Regions from separate parts of the Homo sapiens genome. Here region 2 is linked to region 1. Evidence: read pairs that join two places in POLR2A ChIA-PET (ENCODE). Cell type or tissue: MCF 10A. All regions are shown on one strand. Links, peaks and the distances in the headings refer to the core of each region. The heading gives the core; the rest is flanking DNA.

What was found. ChIA-PET counts read pairs that join two places held together with the same protein. Peaks named below come from ENCODE experiments on the same cell type or tissue, not always from the same donor. Only the 100,000 strongest peaks of a DNase experiment are listed, where the experiment ranks them.
Region 2: POLR2A ChIA-PET joins it to region 1 with 5 read pairs; 2 of 35 experiments call an interaction of 5 or more read pairs at or near these places.

What each region holds. Positions count from the first base shown.
Region 1 is chr2:180,652,251-180,660,722 of GRCh38, reverse strand. No RefSeq gene overlaps it. Among named protein-coding and RNA genes, the nearest start is that of SCHLAP1, 36 kb to the left of the region's middle. RefSeq lists an enhancer at 3,258-4,457. In MCF 10A, for the core only: no CTCF peak of the experiment used is centred there; a DNase peak (open chromatin) is centred at 4,072.
Region 2 is chr2:181,032,390-181,040,861 of GRCh38, reverse strand. All of the region lies in intron 3 of UBE2E3 (ubiquitin conjugating enzyme E2 E3), which reads right to left. Among named protein-coding and RNA genes, the nearest start is that of UBE2E3-DT, 56 kb to the right of the region's middle. In MCF 10A, for the core only: no CTCF peak of the experiment used is centred there; a DNase peak (open chromatin) is centred at 3,591.

The DNA.
Region 1 (8,472 bases), core at 2,360-6,359:
AGTTTCACCTTGTATGGAATGCACAGTAGGCATGTCTTACAGAAACACATACACATTAATCTATATCATCACACCTGTGTCAAATTTCTCCAAAGAGAAAAAGAAAAACAAACAAACAAAAAAACCCAAGGAGGGGTCTACTTGACTATCTTCTTCTTCTTTCTCATTTATTTTCTGTTCAGATTTTTCTCCTTTTAAACAAGGAAGATAGAAAGATAAAAATCTTTGTTCCAAGAGGAACTGTGTTAAAGTAGGTTTTAAGGGTTAGAGCCAAAGGCCTTTGTCCTTGGTCATCTGCAGCAAAACAAACATTGAAACACGAGTCTGCAGATAACTAGCTGTGATGGTCTCTGGGGTGAGAGTCTCAGGCCAAAGCCGAGTTCTATTCCACCGCTACTGGTGATTGTTAACGCTCTGCCCCGGGTTGAAGAAACAGTTAGCAGGAACAAGGACGGCTGTGCTCCATGTTCCATGTGCTCTGTGAGCCTCGCTAAGTGAGTATGAACGACCAATAAGTTATGTCCTTGAATAGAAACTCTGGATTAATTTTATAACTATGTTACCTCATAGTTAGACAGGACCTTATACATTATCTGGTGAGATAATGTATAGTTAATAAATGCTAAATCTTATATTGTAAAACATTGCCTTATGTCATTTTGAGATTTGACTGAAACATAAAGTTTACATACCAACACATGCTGACTTAGCCTGGGTTACCAAAAAAGCAAGCGGATGTGCTGTCACTTTGTTAGAGAGTGCAGACTCAGAGAACAGAAGATGCAAGGGTGGTGCATCAAATCCCTAAGTTTCCAGATAAAGAAATGACCAATGAAGGTCCAAAGATTTGTCCAAAGACACACAGCTGGTTAGACATGGTATCCCCCAGCTATTAACGAAAATCATCACATTTCAACACCAGAAACATTTTAATTGCCTTGAAAACACTTTAAAAGATAAAGCGACTAATGCCTGCAATAGTGTGCCCGACTCCCACCCAAGTCTTTATCCTCATTCTCTCTCTGAATATCACATCTCCCTTTTCTCTCCACAAACTTCCCCTCCTGCTTCCATTTTACCTCATTTTTGTAAACCATGTCTGACCCTCCTCACACTGTATCCCTTAGTCTCTCCCCGACTCTGAGAGGCATATAATTGTGCAAACTCAGGAAGAAGGGAAGAATCAAGAATAACAATTGCTGACATGACTTGGCAAGTTTTGTTAAAGGTTTTACATTTTGACAAAAAATTTCAAATCTCCTCACTAATAGTGTCTGCATCAAAATATCCAGCTTTGCAATGAAAATGAGCCATGAAAAATTCAGGAATACTGTAAGAGATTTGACATTTTAACATCTGATGGTACTCTTACTGGTAGGTGTATCAGGCACACCTTATGCACTCTTTGTTAAAAAAAAAAAAACCCTAGACTTCTGTTTTTCATTTTCTTCTCCCTTAAAAAAAAAGCTTGCCTGTTCTCACTCATAAGTGGGAGTTGAACAATGAGAACACAGGGACCCAGGGAGGGGAACATCACACACCAGGGCCTGTCAGGGGGTGGGGGGATAGGGGAGGGATAGCATTAAGAGAAATACCCAATGTAGATGATGGGTTGATGGGTGCAGCAAACCACCATGGCACGTGTATATCTATATAACAAATCTGCATGTTCTGCACATGTACCCCAGAACTTAAAGTATAATAATAAAAAATGCTTGAGTGTGTGCACTGTATATACAATGCATCTTGGGTGTTATATAGCTAATAAGGCATATTTCCTTAAGGGTAGCACTTGGAAAGCTCTTGCCACAATTTGCCAGTTAGATTACACACATCTGGTGCTATGTTAACCTGGCAATTACATATAGTTCCTTTCTTAGCTTCTTGGGAAAAAATGATAATTAGACAAATTGGGGATATGTTCAAATTAACATTTAAGTTTTTCTCAGTTGAGTAAACTGAGCAAGGACCCCTATAAACATTTTCTTCTTAGAGCCACATAAAACTCTTACCCATTTTTTTATGGTTAAAAAAATGACCTTTTAAATGTACAAAAGTCAAGTTTAATGGTAACATTATAACATTGGCTCAGTAATCCACTCTACAAATTGGGGCTAGGTATATTTCTCCCTGAATATTATATGCCAGAAGAACTGTTAATTAACCTCAGCTCTACCACATACAAATTTTGGAAGTTTTGTCACTTCATACAATCACCATAAGCTCTGTGTATATTTTTACATAGAAATAAAATTATCCAATTTGCATACATCACAAGATTACTTAAGAACCAAATGAAATAATATATGTGAAAAAGTTTTGAGTATGAAAATAATTTTACAAATATAAGATACTATTTTTGTTGCTCTCTAAAAATTTATTTTATTACACTAAATGTCTAGAATTTAATATGATCTTATTAGATAATATGAAACTTGTATATTCAGTGTTTATTAAATATTAAATCTGACTGTAAAACACATAAATCAATTAATAATATACTAAAACTGAAATGCTATCTATTATACTATAAGCAAGAAATGTAATATCTGCTTAAAAAAGAAAATAGCATAAACTGGAATAACCAGAGGGAGCTTCATAGACTCATACCAGGCCATGAGAAATCAATAATATCTTAGTAACTGGAGAGGATTTGAATAAATGGAAAGCAAAAGAGCAAGACAGGGAAAACATCCAGCAGGGGCAAAAATCTGAAATGTCAGACTGAATGAACCACTTGCCAGGTGACATGGACAGACCCTATTAAAAAAATTTTAAACTATCTCATTCTTGTTCTTTGCACAAATTCAAATCCCTGAATTCTTCTACCCAAAGGAATATGTGGAAGAATTCGGGACCAATAAATCATCAAGGAACACTTTGTTCTGAAATACTCAATGTATCCTGTCTCTCATTGCTCTTCTTCTACCAAAAGTAATGTAGACCATTTTGGGCAGCCTGTCAAAATTCACCTTGTCACTGCACTAATTAATGTGTCTATGGCTAGAAAGGCAATGATAAAAATGGCAATCCAATGTCTCAGATTTAATCTCTAATAGCCACTTCCCCAAATACAACCTGTAGAATTTATAAATCAAGAGGAAAATGTGTTCATTATTTCAAATCAAGTTCAGTATGGTGACTCTGATCTATCCAGTTCATACAGTACTAGTTATGATTGGCCAGATCAACTGTGGCCTAAGAGTAAAAGAAGCAAGGATCCAAGAAAAGAGAAAACAGAAAGAGAATGTTTTATCATGGTGATGCTTGGGATTGTCATATAACTGGAGGCAACCAAAGAATCAAGTTTTGCCTGTAAAATCTGTCCTGGTTGTCTCAGAAACCTAGAAAGAGTAGGCACACAGGATGCTGGAATACCTTTATAATGTGCTGTTGGGCACACTTATCCCCAGTGGAGGAAAGCTCACTTATGCTGGTCCCCATCCCCCAAAGGAGCTCAATGATTCCTGATAAGGGAGTCTCATTACTGCAGCATGAATCACAAAGCACTTGTGAAGATATTGAATCACTTGTGTACTGCCTCCTTCTGTTTCCCTACTTCTTTGAGGCGGCAACTGAGTTACTACTTATTAAGCAAAGACTTCATATTGAGCTAATTTTGCCTTCATATTTCTCCTATCCCAGTGACCTTATATGTTAATTCAACAAAAATTTATGTAATACTTATGATATTTCAGGTGCTTTCTATGGACTGATGGACCAATGACAGTGGATCTCTTGGATAGATACTGGATCTCAGAAATTATTTATTGAGGCCACTGAGCACTTACAGTATTATTTCACTTCTTGCTATGTCAAGGTACCTTGCTTTATTGTTTGCCACTTTTTAAACATGAAATTTTGTACAAAGCCACCATTTTACCAGTGGCATATCAAGAATATATAGCAAGTCCCTCTGCCTAGACATCATCCACTTCAAGTTTTGGCATAGAATAGGTTAGGGATAGGTGTGGAAGTCGCAGATGCAGGACCTAGTAGCTGCAACTTACCTCATCCAGACCTTGCTGTCAGCACAACTGAAAACAGATGGTTGAGGACTAGTGTCATTCCTTTCAGTGACTCATAGCAACTACACCTGACTCATGGATTTGACATTAGCACTAGCTCCTTCATCAGAGGCAAATGGGAGGCTTCAATGAATTAGGAGAATAGTTTCTCATCACAAAGAGATTTTGCCTTTGAATGAAGTGGAGACAGATTTCCAAGCCATGATATTAAATTATTAAATCTTTGGTAATCCAGCTTACCCTTTTAATACATTACAGTCCCATGGAAAAACACTGCTGTAAGAAGAAAATTATTATTCCAACTTCACAAGGTATTTTCCTGAGCTAGAAGAAAAATAGTTAAATCTCAGTCAAGCCATGAGTGTTACAGCAATTTCACTCTTTCACACTTATGTCCATCCTGTTTTCTTTGCCTGGAAGTACCACTTCTGTCCACTTGGAAAACCCATCATGGATGTGACCCTCTGGGTGAAGTTTTTTCTGTTCTCCCAAAGGTAGACAGTAATGCTCTCTTCTTTCTTTCATTACATATCCTCATTGAACACACTTTCATTGGAATGCTGATTGTTTTAATGTTCATTTCAACTCAGTTCTAAACTCCTTGAAAACAAAGACATCTTTATGCTTGTTTCCTTAGTGCCAGGCTAATAGCAGGGATTCAATTCTTGTTTGTGAAATAAGCATTGTTATGGTCACATGACATAAGTGGCTAACATTAAATGGACAAGGGACAGAAATCCACAGTAACTATTTGTCCATGTTCCCAGTGACTTCCCCAGCTGTGAAAAGGTGTGAATCACCGACACTATTTCTTCCATTCATGGTAATAATGTCAATTCTGAATAAAATGAATGTCAAGGGAAGCCTCAAAATGCAGATATTTATTCATTCAGGTAGGCATTCAGCAAACATTTACTGATTAATCACTACATGCCATAAAAGATGAGATAAATGTCACAGTGCCTGTCCTCAACGAGATATGAAAATAAGTCACTAGAGTACAGGGTTCTAAGTGTTAAGCACTGAAATAAGACGAGCAACTTATCCAGACCAGGTGAGTCAGAAAGGATTCTCTGAGGGGGTTATGCTGTATGTCCTGAAAGACCAAAAGGAATTAAGTGTGAAAAAAGCATAGTGAGCATTCCAAGTAAATGAAAGAGCCATATGACTGTTCACTGCTGAGAAAGAAGCTAGCACTTCTGTGGACCTGGGAGTAGTTTGATATAGCAGGATTTGTGGCCTCAGGAATAAAGACAGAATAAGGAAAAATGAAGTTTACCTGGTTATAAGCTAGTAATGGAAAAGTATAAATGCATGTAAATGAGCCTTAGGTCTCTAAAGGTATTAATTTAGTGGATTCTAACTGCATGATCCAGAAGTTCTTATAGGACAGTTTTGCTCAAATCAGAGTTGGGGACAGACAATCAAATTTAACATAATTTGAGGATTTTTAAAAAAATGTTTAAGACAATTATACTATTTACTAATATTTTTAAAAGTAGATCATGTCTACAAGGCAGCTATGCCAAACATTTTTAAATAGAGGTTAAAAATTAATGTTTTAAAACATTCTTTTAAGCCTAGAAAAATGATAACCAACTGATTTTTAAGATATTGGCATGGCTAGTTTGCAGAAAAACACATTTTGGTAAACAGATTATATATTTTAATTCTTGAGCACTTTATATTGACCAGACAGTCTAATGGAGTTTATCCTCATGAGTGAGCGATTTGACTTAGAACAAAATTAAAGCGTCCATAAGAACCTTCAACAGTAATTTCTTGGACTGAATTTAATCTAAATTCAGCATTGTATGAGAAATGCGACATTTCTGCTAACTCTAATTCTGATTTTTGTCTTTGAATTCCCAAATCAGCATTAACTCCCTCTAGAGTGTAGCTGTCATTTTACTAAATCCATGTACAGGAGACCTACTTGTTTTTCTGAGAAAATCATGGAGCACAGGAATAGTCTTATTTCCAAAACGATGCCCAAAGAGGAGAATACAGAATTATCAAGGGATATACTTCTTTAAAAGTCAGGAAGAGCTAGAAATCAGTTCCAGTGGTAGAGCAAACCTCAACATTATCTATACAAATAGAATAATTCAAAATCCGTGCTAGGATTTTCAAAAGTCTCAAAATCGTATTTGTAAACTTTTAATGAATAATAAGAGAAACCAAATCAAATTGTGTGTACTTATTTACATCGACTGAATTCAAACATTTAAGAATCTTCTAGAGTAAAAGTCTGTGCTGTTTCAATTGGTACACAGAGATGAGCCCAGTGACCCCCATCTTCAAAGACCTTTCGTTGTGTAAGAGCTGATGGATATTGTCCTTCACCAAATATCTCTTCATTATAAATGGAAAAATGCTCATCCACTGACTAAGCACTCTCTGTCACCCTCTGTGTTAACAGGTAAACATTTCAAAGCCTTTTGGAAAGGCAAAAAGTAACTGTGATGAACTAGAATTAAGATATGCTGATGAGTTGCTTCTGCAGTTCATTTAGAATGTCATTCAGGAATTTTATTGACAGACAAAACAAAACAAAACAAACAAAACAAAACAAAACAAAAAACCCCCAAAAAACCAAGAAATAGAGTTAACAGGTCTATCAGTACATAAAAGTTGTTGGAAATAAAAGGAAAAATAGTTTCTTTGTAAATCAGCAACACAAAAGAGCAATGTAGAAGAGAGAAATACAAAAAGAGGAGGACTCTTTAAAGACCTAACCAAAAATCCTATGATAAATTGATAAATATATGAGAAAATGTTTTGCAGCAAAAAATGCTGCATGTATCTAAGTTTCAAGATATTTCCAAAATATTAATTCTCACCACACATTTGAGATCAATGGGCATAATATCTGCCATTGGTGAAGAAATGTGCCAATTGCCTAGGGCTATGTAGCTTGTCACTGTGTGAACCAGGACTAAAATAGGATTCCTGGCTCTCTGGATTTCTGATATCCAATTTAGCAGACTTCAGCCTTCCACTAGATACTCTGCAAGTTAAGCAGCTCTCATATCAGTTTATGCCAACTGCTTAAATGCCCTTTCAGCAGTTCAAGTGTTATAAGTGTCTAGTGCCTAGGGACCTAATATGTCCTCAAGGGCTAGTACCTATTATTATTTGAAGTTAGATGTTAGTAAGAGCTTTAGAAGCTATTATTTCTATATATATATTTCATATTAAAGCACTAATGCTAATGTCTTATTGAAAGAAGGCTTAATTGCATATAGGCTGTGGAGCCCCAAATTTATCTTTAGATAGGAAACTAAATTCCCCATCTTGATAAAATGAATCAATATTTATACAATATCAACACACTTTGTTAAAAACATAAAAAAAAAACAAGCAGCTGGAAGGGGGTAGGTATGTGTGCATATGTGTGCTTATGTTGGAGTAGAATTTGTTCTGCGTCATGCCACATAACCAGTTCACTTTCCATGAAATCAACTGATTGTTTGGCATTGGATACACACAGATTATAGAAAAGTTCCTCATGTTTCAATTTTTTGGTTTTAAGTAAAAAACACCTCTTGCTTAGAAACATGTTTCTTGTTGACATGACTGAAAAATCTGGAACTTAATAGAAGATTGAAAATCAAACACAAGAAAAGTAATGTAAGGAATGTAGAGGAATGGGAGGAAGAAAGAGAAAAAGTGTGAAAGAGGAAGTGGTAAGAGAATGTGTGTTATAATAAAAATACCATTCACTCAATGACTATTGTGAAACTACTCTTTCTAGGCACTGTTTTGGGTACTGAACAAAATATCATAGGCTGACATTCTAGTGAGTGGAGAAAGAAAATAGACATAAATTATCAGGAGGGATTTATCCTATGGCTATATTGGCATTTTAAATAGGATTAGCTTAAAGTTTTAAATAACTAGATTAAAATTAAAGTTTTGAGGACAGCTTAAAATAGGAATTGTTTACCCATGTATATCAACACTGTGGTGAATAGTTCAAAATAAAAAGAATTTCTATTAGGTGTTATTTCAAGCATCATGCCCTTATGTCCCCCAAAACAATTTATAATAAAACTGCTACTAACTTTATAGGGGGATATTTCTTTGTTTAATCTTTGTCTTTGTATTTCTTTGCGTAATCTTTGAAGCAGTAACTGTGGCCTTTCCTTCTCATCTTCAAATCCTCATTTTCAAAGCCACTTGCTTTGTGTCTTCATAGCAGGGTTAAAGAGGGGTCGACTTGGATAGAGTCAGACTCCAGAATTAGTTTGATAGCTTTATATTGACTCCACAGAGCTCTGGAGCTCTACACTAACTGATTAAAAAGTGAACAGGTAAAAGTAATGAAATGACACCATGAAGGGGACCATAGTAGGGGAAGTTAACATACAACTCAGCAGACCATTAAATTATCTCTCTTGATTTGTTCCAACAACATACATAGTCTTAGTGCCATATGTTC
Region 2 (8,472 bases), core at 1,504-5,503, 380 kb before region 1:
TAGCTCATTTACTGCACAGTCTAACTCTCTGGATCTAACAATATGACAGCAAGGAGAATGATTTTATAAAAATTCCAGAAACTGTTAAATGACATTTTAAACTATGATTATTTTGAATACCATAGCTACTAAAAAGTGATTTCCTTTGTCATCAGACTAAACTGTTTTTCCAGTATTTTTTACCTATGATCCATCTGAAACCTCTAGTGATTACCCACCTTCATCCTATAATTTGTAGTATACCTTATACTAAATAGAAATTACATTTCATTCTAACATTAAATGTTTAGATGTTATAGTTCTTTTATATATCTCAAAGCAGCCAGTATAATGCTTTCCACATAAGAGTTGCTCAATAAATGCTTCTTGAATAAATGTCAACCATGAAAAAATGCACTGTGGCAAAAAATTGATTCTTTATAAAAAAATTTTCCTATCCACTAATATTTATTTTATGTACATCATAAGCCAGGCACTGTAGTAGGGATAAAAGAAATAAATGACATCTAATTGAATTTATTGTTATGAAAAGGCTAAATGCAATACAGTGTAACATGTGCAGAACTAGAGACAGGTCAATGTCCCGTGGAAGGACGAAGAAGGATGTATCAAAATTGCTTAACTGGGTATATCAGAAAGCTCTATGAATATATGACTATAACGCAATCTTCCATTTATCCACTAAGAAGAACGCAAACATATTTTCCTCCCCAATTTAAGTATATAAATTTTTAGGAATGTCAAGGAAACAGTCAAATGGCCACTTAAAATAATTATTAGCTACAGATATTAAAAATCACCCCATGTGGTAAATTATAAATACAGTCAGCCCTCTGTACCCATGGGTTCTACATACACAGATTCAACCAACCACAAACAGAAAATATGCAGAAAAAAACTAATAAGAAATCACACAAATAAAAAGCCAATACAGTTTAACAACTATTATTTATATTGTATTTGGTATTATAAGTAATCAAAGTATACCAGAAGATATACATAGGTTATATGCAAATAGTATGCCATTTTATATAAGGAACTTGAGTATTTTGAGAATTTTGGTATCTGTGGAAGTCCCAGAACCAATCCCCCAAGGATACCACGGGATGACATTTTACGAAAATTTTATTTAACTCCTAGACATCAGTGTCTTTGTCATTATAAAATTATTGAGATGAATTTTTCGACTTTGCAAGTGACACTATTAGAAATTTTATCATAGCCAAAATTAGCATTTGTACACTTGTTTTTTTGTAGAGATGGGAGTCTCGCCATGTTGCTCAGGATGGTCTCAAACTCCTGAGTTCAAGCAATCTGCCCACCTCGAAATCCCAAAGTGCTGGGATTACAGGCGTGAGCCACCACACCAGTCCCTGTACACTCTTAAGACAATGTTTTTACATTCGACCACAGGCATTCTAGTTATAAGTCGCCCTCCCAGCCGCTCCAGGAGCCAGAATGCTCGTCTGCACCCACTTTTTGAACTAAAAGTATATTCATTACATTTTCAATGTAGCCATTTATTGTATTTTTCAAATGTTTTTAATCAGCTTTGAAGTATAAATTTATTTATAAAATTTATTCACCATTTTGAAATAAACACTGCTAAGTTTTGACAAATGTATAGTCCTGTAACATCACTACAACCATGATATAGAGCATATCCACCACCCCAAAAATGTTTCCTCGTTCCACTGCAATGACCCTATTTCCAAAAAAAAAAAAAAAAAAAAAAAAAGGTCACATTCTGAGGTACTGGAGGTTAGGACTTAAACATACCATTTTGGAGGATGTAATTTAACCAGTAACACTGAGTCACATGGTAGTAAGTGTATGTTTATAGTAAGAAACCCCAAAACTGTTATCCCAAGTGGCCATACCATTTTGCCTTCTCAATGGTAATGTATGAGAGTTTCAACGGCTACACATCCTTCCTCATCCTGTTTTTTTATAATTATTTTAACCATTCTAGTCAGTATGTAGTTGTATTTCATCGTGGTTTTAATTTGCATTTTTCTAACGACTAATGATGTGTAAGCACCACTGTTATTCATACAGCTTCATCAGTAACATCTCTATTCAAATCTTTTGTCCATTTTAAATTGGTTTGTCTATTAAGATATAAGACTTGTATGTTAAGACTTGCATGTTCTGGATACAAGTCTTTTATCAGACAGAGGTTTTCAAATTATTTTCTCCCTTTCTGTGATTTGCCTTTTCATCTTCTCAACAGTGTCTTTTACTTTAAGTTCCACCTGCCAATTATTTTATTTCTTGCTTTTGTCCTAAGAGATTTTTACTTAATCCAAGGGCATAAAATTTTGCTCTTACATTATATTCTAGAAGTTATAGCTTTAGCTCCTACATTTAGGTCAATGACCCATTTTGAATTAATTTTTGTATGGTCATGTGTCACTTAATGTTTAACAACAAGAATATGACCTCAGAAATGTGTCATTCGGGGATTTTGTCATTTTTCAAACATCATAGCGTATTTACACAAAGCTAGATGGTACAGCCTACTACACACTTAGGTTATATGGTATAGCCTATTGCTCCCAGGCTACAAACTCACACAGTATGTTATTATATAGAATACTGTAGGCAACTGTAAAACAATGTGATTTGTGTATCTAAACACACAGGAAAGGTACAGTAAAAATGATATAAAAGATAAAAAGTGGTACACTTGTATTGGGCACTTACCACAATGGAGCTTTCAGGACTGGAAGTTGGTCTGGGTGAGTCAGGGGTGAGTAGTGAAGGCGTAGGATGTATCTGTGCACTACTGCAGGCTTTATAAACACTTAGGCTATACTAAATTTATACAAAAATACTTTTCTTCCACAATAATAAATTAACTTTAGCTTACTATAACTTTTATTTTGTGCTTAGAGACAAGATCTGACTTTGTCACTCAGACCAGAGTGCAGTGGTATGATCATAGTTCACTGCAATCTTGAACTCCTGGGCTCAAGTGGTCCTCCCACCTCAGCCTCCCAAGCACCTGGGACTACAGGCATATGCCACCATGCCCGCTAATTTTTAAATTTTTTGTAGAGATGGTGTCTTGCTATATTGCCCAGGCTGGCCTCAAACTTCTGGCCTCAAATAATCCTCCCCCCTTAACCTCCTAAAAGTGCTGGCATTACAGGTGTGAGCCTGGCTGTAACTTTTTTACTATGTCAACTTAAAATTTTTTTTTAACTTTCTGATTCTTCTGTAGTAACACTGAGCTTAAAACACAAACACAGTGTATAGCTGTACAAAAATATTTTCCTTTGTATTTGTCTATAAGCTTTTTTATTTTTAAAAGTTATTTTATTTAATTTTTTAAACTTTTTTTGTAAAAACTAAGACACAAACATACACATTAGCCTAGGCTCACACAGGCTCAGGAGCATATATATCACTACTGTCTTCCACCGCCACATCCTGTTCCACTGTAGGGTCCTCATGAGCAATAACATACACATAGAGCTGTCATCTCCTATAACAATGCCTTCTCCTGCAATACCTCCTGAAAGAACTGCCTGAGGCTGTTTTAGAGTTAACTTTAAAAAAATAAGGAGTACACTCTAAAATAACAATAAAAAGTACAGTAAATACATAAACCAGGAACACAGTTGTTTATTATCAAGTATGTACTACATATAATTATATTTGCTGGCAGCACAAGTTTGTTTCCACCAGCATCACCACAAACATGTGAGTAATGCACTGTCTGACGATGCTACGATGACTACAACCTCAATTAGGTGACAGGAATTTTTCAGCTCTATCATAATCTTCTGGAACCACCATTATATATGAGGACTGTTGTTCATCAAAATGTCATTATACAATGCATAACTATGGATGATGTGAGGTCACAATCAAGGTTCAATACAGTAAGTCTTCGCTTAATGTTGTGGATAGGTTCTTGGAAACTGCAACTTTATGTGAAATGACATATACTGAAACCAATTTAACCACAGGCTAATTGACATAAACAAGATTTAAGTTCCTATGTCATATTTCTGGTCACAACATCACCAAAATTTACTAAATAAAGACCAAAATATTTCTAATATCAAGCATTGAAATAAATGTGAGCTATACATACAGTTAAGAAAAGTTAATAAAAAACAAGTTAGAGTATTGTTTACCCACTTATTCCAGTTCAGGGTAGAGGGTGGCTGAAGAGTTCCAGCAGCCCAGGGCACAGGGTGTGAACCATCCCTGGACAGGATGCTCCTGCATCACTGGGCACACTTTCACATAACCCCCACACCCCCTCACTCACTCAGGTGGGGACAATTTAGGCACACCAATTCACTTAACATGCACATCTCTGAAATTTAGGAGGGAACCAGAATACACGGAGAAAGCCCACACAGACACGGGAGAAGATGCAAACTCCACACAATGGCCCCTGCCAGGAATCAGGTTTTTTCCTCATGAACGTTGTAAGTACAATACAATGTTGAATGAACCATTATTCAAGGACCTGCTGTATTTTGTGTATAGATACTCAGTTATTCTAACACTTTATGTCGAAATCCTTTCCCTACTGAATTACCTTGGCATTTCTGCTGAAAATCAACTGACCATTTATGTGTGGATCTACTTCTGGGCTCCTTATTCTGTTTCACTGATCTATATGCCCAACCCATGCCAATACCACACTATTTTGATTACTCTATGTTTACCTAGTACGTCAGAATCAAGTAGTATGAGTCCTCCAACTTCGTTCTTTCTTTGCAAAAATTAGAATGTACAAGATGTTGCCTGTTGCCTGCTGTGAGCCAAGTCCTTCATTCTGTCCATTTCAATAAGGAATTTGGTATTTCAAACATACCACTCAAGAAATCAGGATTGACTTTACTGTTTGAAGAATGCACTGTACTGACATCACTTACCACATTGGAGGCTTACTTTATACCTATAGAGTTCAACACCAAACAAAATAAATCTTAAATTCTGAGACAGCTGGCCATTAAATTATGAGTAAAATTCATCATCAGCTTATATTACCTATTATGTGACCTTCCTCTGTTCCTGTGGTAAAAACCCTTGGGAACAATCAAGTACAACTATATATCAGGGGTGTCCACACTAAAAAAAGAATTGTCTTGGGTCACATATAAAATACACTAACATTAATGACACCCGATGAGCTTAAAAAAAATTGCAAAAAAAATCTAATAATGTTTCAAGGAAGTTTTCGAATTTGTGTTGGGCTAGAAAAACGTCCTGGGACGCATGTGACCCACGGGTCATGGGTTGAACAAGCTTGCTATGTATCATTACTAATATATTACTAATGAGCTTAGCATTGCATGCTTTTTACATGTTTATTAAAGTATACATATATAATATTACTAAGAGTAATATATAATACATCTACTGAAAGTAATATATATCACTAGTAAGAGTAGTTATTACTATTTAAAAAGTAATTCATATTTTTTATAAATACATTTTAAAATAAAGAACATGGTAACATTTCCATGACAATGACAAAAGCTGTGTTTAAGTTCAAAAAGAAAAATCAGCAGCTGACAGTACTACTGCAACCCTTGAAAGAATAGTTCAGAAAAAGGAATATACATTTATAGCCTTACATCATGCAAATCATAGTATAATAGGTGTAGGTTTTACTTTGTAGGTTTCACTTTTTACAATTCAAAAGGTTATCCCTTATATAGAATGCATATAAATATTAAAACAAAACAGTTATTTTGCTGTAATGTACATTAATTTTAAAATATGAATACTAACCATAAAGCACCTAAGTGATCCGAATAGTTTACAAATGACTTGTATATTTATTATGTAGCTTTTCCAAGGCGGATTTTGCCATTTATCTAAATAGAATCACCTAAAATATTAGTTGTCTTTCCCCTTTCTCTAATAGTTCCTAAATTAAAAGTATCAAACTAATCTTCCCTAATGTTAGTATTTCATATTCTTCAAATATGTTAACTTTTTAAATTCTTCAAATTTTTCAAATTCTAATTTTTTTCTATTACTCAAATCATTTCACCTGTTGAAAGCCACATTTGTTCATGGAAACTTGTTCTTTAGAAACCTGAATATAAATAGAAATGAAATAAAATTCAAGGTTCACACTAAACTTTAAGCTGGACATAAAATGGTATTCTGACATGCTAGTTCCAGGAAATTTCTTTTTAATTTTTTTTATTATACTTTAAGTTCTAGGGTACATGTGCACAACGTGCAGGTTCGTTACATATGTATACATGTGCCATGTTGGTGTGCTGCACCCATTAACTTGTCATTTACATTAGGTGTATCTCCTAATGCTATCTCTCCCCGCTCCCCCCACCCCACGGTAGGTCCCGGTGTGTGATGTTCCCCTTCCTGTGTCCAAGTGTTCTCATTGTTCAATTCCCACCTATGAGTGAGAACCTGTGGTGTTTGGTTTTCTGTTCTTGCAACAGTTTGCTGAGAATGATGGTTTCCAGCTTCATCCATGTCCCTACAAAGGACATGAACTCATCCTTTCTTATGGCTGCACAGTATTCCATGGTGTATATGTGCCACATTTTCTTAATCCAGTCTATCATTGATGGACATTTGGGTTGGTTCCAAGTCTTTGCTACTGTGAATACTGCCACAATAAACATACATGTGTATGTGTCTTTATAGCAGCATGATTTATAATCCTTTGGGTATATACCCAGTAATGGGATTGGTGGGTCAAATGGTATTTCTAGTTCAAGATCCTTGAGAAATTGCCACACTGTCTTCCACAATGGTTGAACTAGTTTACAGTCCCACCAACAGTGTAAAAGTGTTCCTATTTCTCCACGTCCTCTCCAGCACCTGTTGTTTCCTGACTTTTTAATGATTGCCATTCTAACTGGTGTGAGATGGTATCTCATTGTGGTTTTGATTTGCATTTCTCTGATGGCCAGTGATGATGAGCATTTTTTCATGTGTCTTTTGGCTGCATAAATGTCTTCTTTTGAGAAGTGTCTGTTCATATCCTTCGCCCACTTGTTGATGGGGTTGTTTTTTTCTTCTAAATTTGTTTGAGTTCTTTGTAGATTCTGGGTATTAGCCCTTTGTCAGATGGGTAGCTTGCAAAAATTTTCTCCCATTCTGTAGGTTGCCTGTTCACTCTGATGGTAGTTTCTTTTGCTGTGCAGAAGCTCTTTAGTTTAATGAGATCCCATTTGTCTATTTTGGCTTTTGTTGCCATTGCTTTTGGTGTTTTAGACATGAAGTCTTTGCCCATGCCTATGTCCTAAATGGTATTGCCTAGGTTTTCTTCTAGGGTTTTTATGGTTTTAGGTCTAATATTTAAGTCTTTAATCCATCTTGAATTAATTTTTGTATAAGGTGTAAGGAAGGGATCCAGTTTCAGCTTTCTACATATGGCTAGCCACTTTTCCCAGCACCATTTATTAAATAGGAAATCCTTTCCCCATTTCTTGTTTTTGTCAGGTTTGTCAAAGATCAGATAGTTGTAGATGTGTGGTATTATTTCTGAAGGCTCTGTTCTGTTCCATTGGTCTATATCTCCGTTTTGGTACCAGTACCCTGCTGTTTTGGTTACTGTAGCCTTGTAGTATAGTTTGAAGTCAGGTAGCGTGATGCCTCCAGCTTTGCTCTTTTGGCTTAGGATTGTCTTGGCAATGCGGGCTCTTTTTTGGTGCCATATGAACTTTAAAGTAGTTGTTTCCAATTCTGTGAAGAAAGTCGTTGGTACCTTGATGGGGATGGCATTGAATCTATAAATTACCTTGGGCAGTATGGCCGTTTTTACAATATTGATTCTTCCTATCCATGAGCATGGAATGTTCTTCCATTTGTTTGTGTCCTCTTTTATTTCGTTGAGCAGTGGTTTGTAGTTCTCCTTGAAGAGGTCCTTCATATCCCTTGTAAGTTGGATTCCTAGGTATTTTATTCTCTTTGAAGCAATTGTGAATGGGAGTTCACTCATGATTTGGCTCTGCGTCTGTTATTGGTGTTTAAGAATGCTTGTGATTTTTGCACATTGATTTTGTATCCTGAGACTTTGCTGAAGTTGCTTATCAGCTTAAGGAGATTTTGGGCTGAGACAGTGTTTGATAATCCTAAATTAAAGCGCTTGCCCAAAAATTGCAGTGGTTCTGAATCAGTTGGGAATAAGGAGGCATATTTAATAATTACATTTTTGCAACTTTGTTTTCTTTGCATGTCCAAATTACAGTGTTTCAAAGAGATGGTAAATTTTTCTTAGAAGAAAATAAATATCAAGTTAAAAAATCTGGAGTTAAGAATAAAGAATAAGAATAAAGAAATGGGTCAAATGAGACACTGACAAATGAGAAAGTCCTAAGATATAAAGATATTGAAAAATACTAAATGACTCAAATGTTTCTTTGAAACTTCATTATCTTATCCACGCTATCTACTACAGAGGTTCGTTAAATAGGGGCCATTTGAATAAGTTAGTCAAATGACTTTTTTGTAACCCAT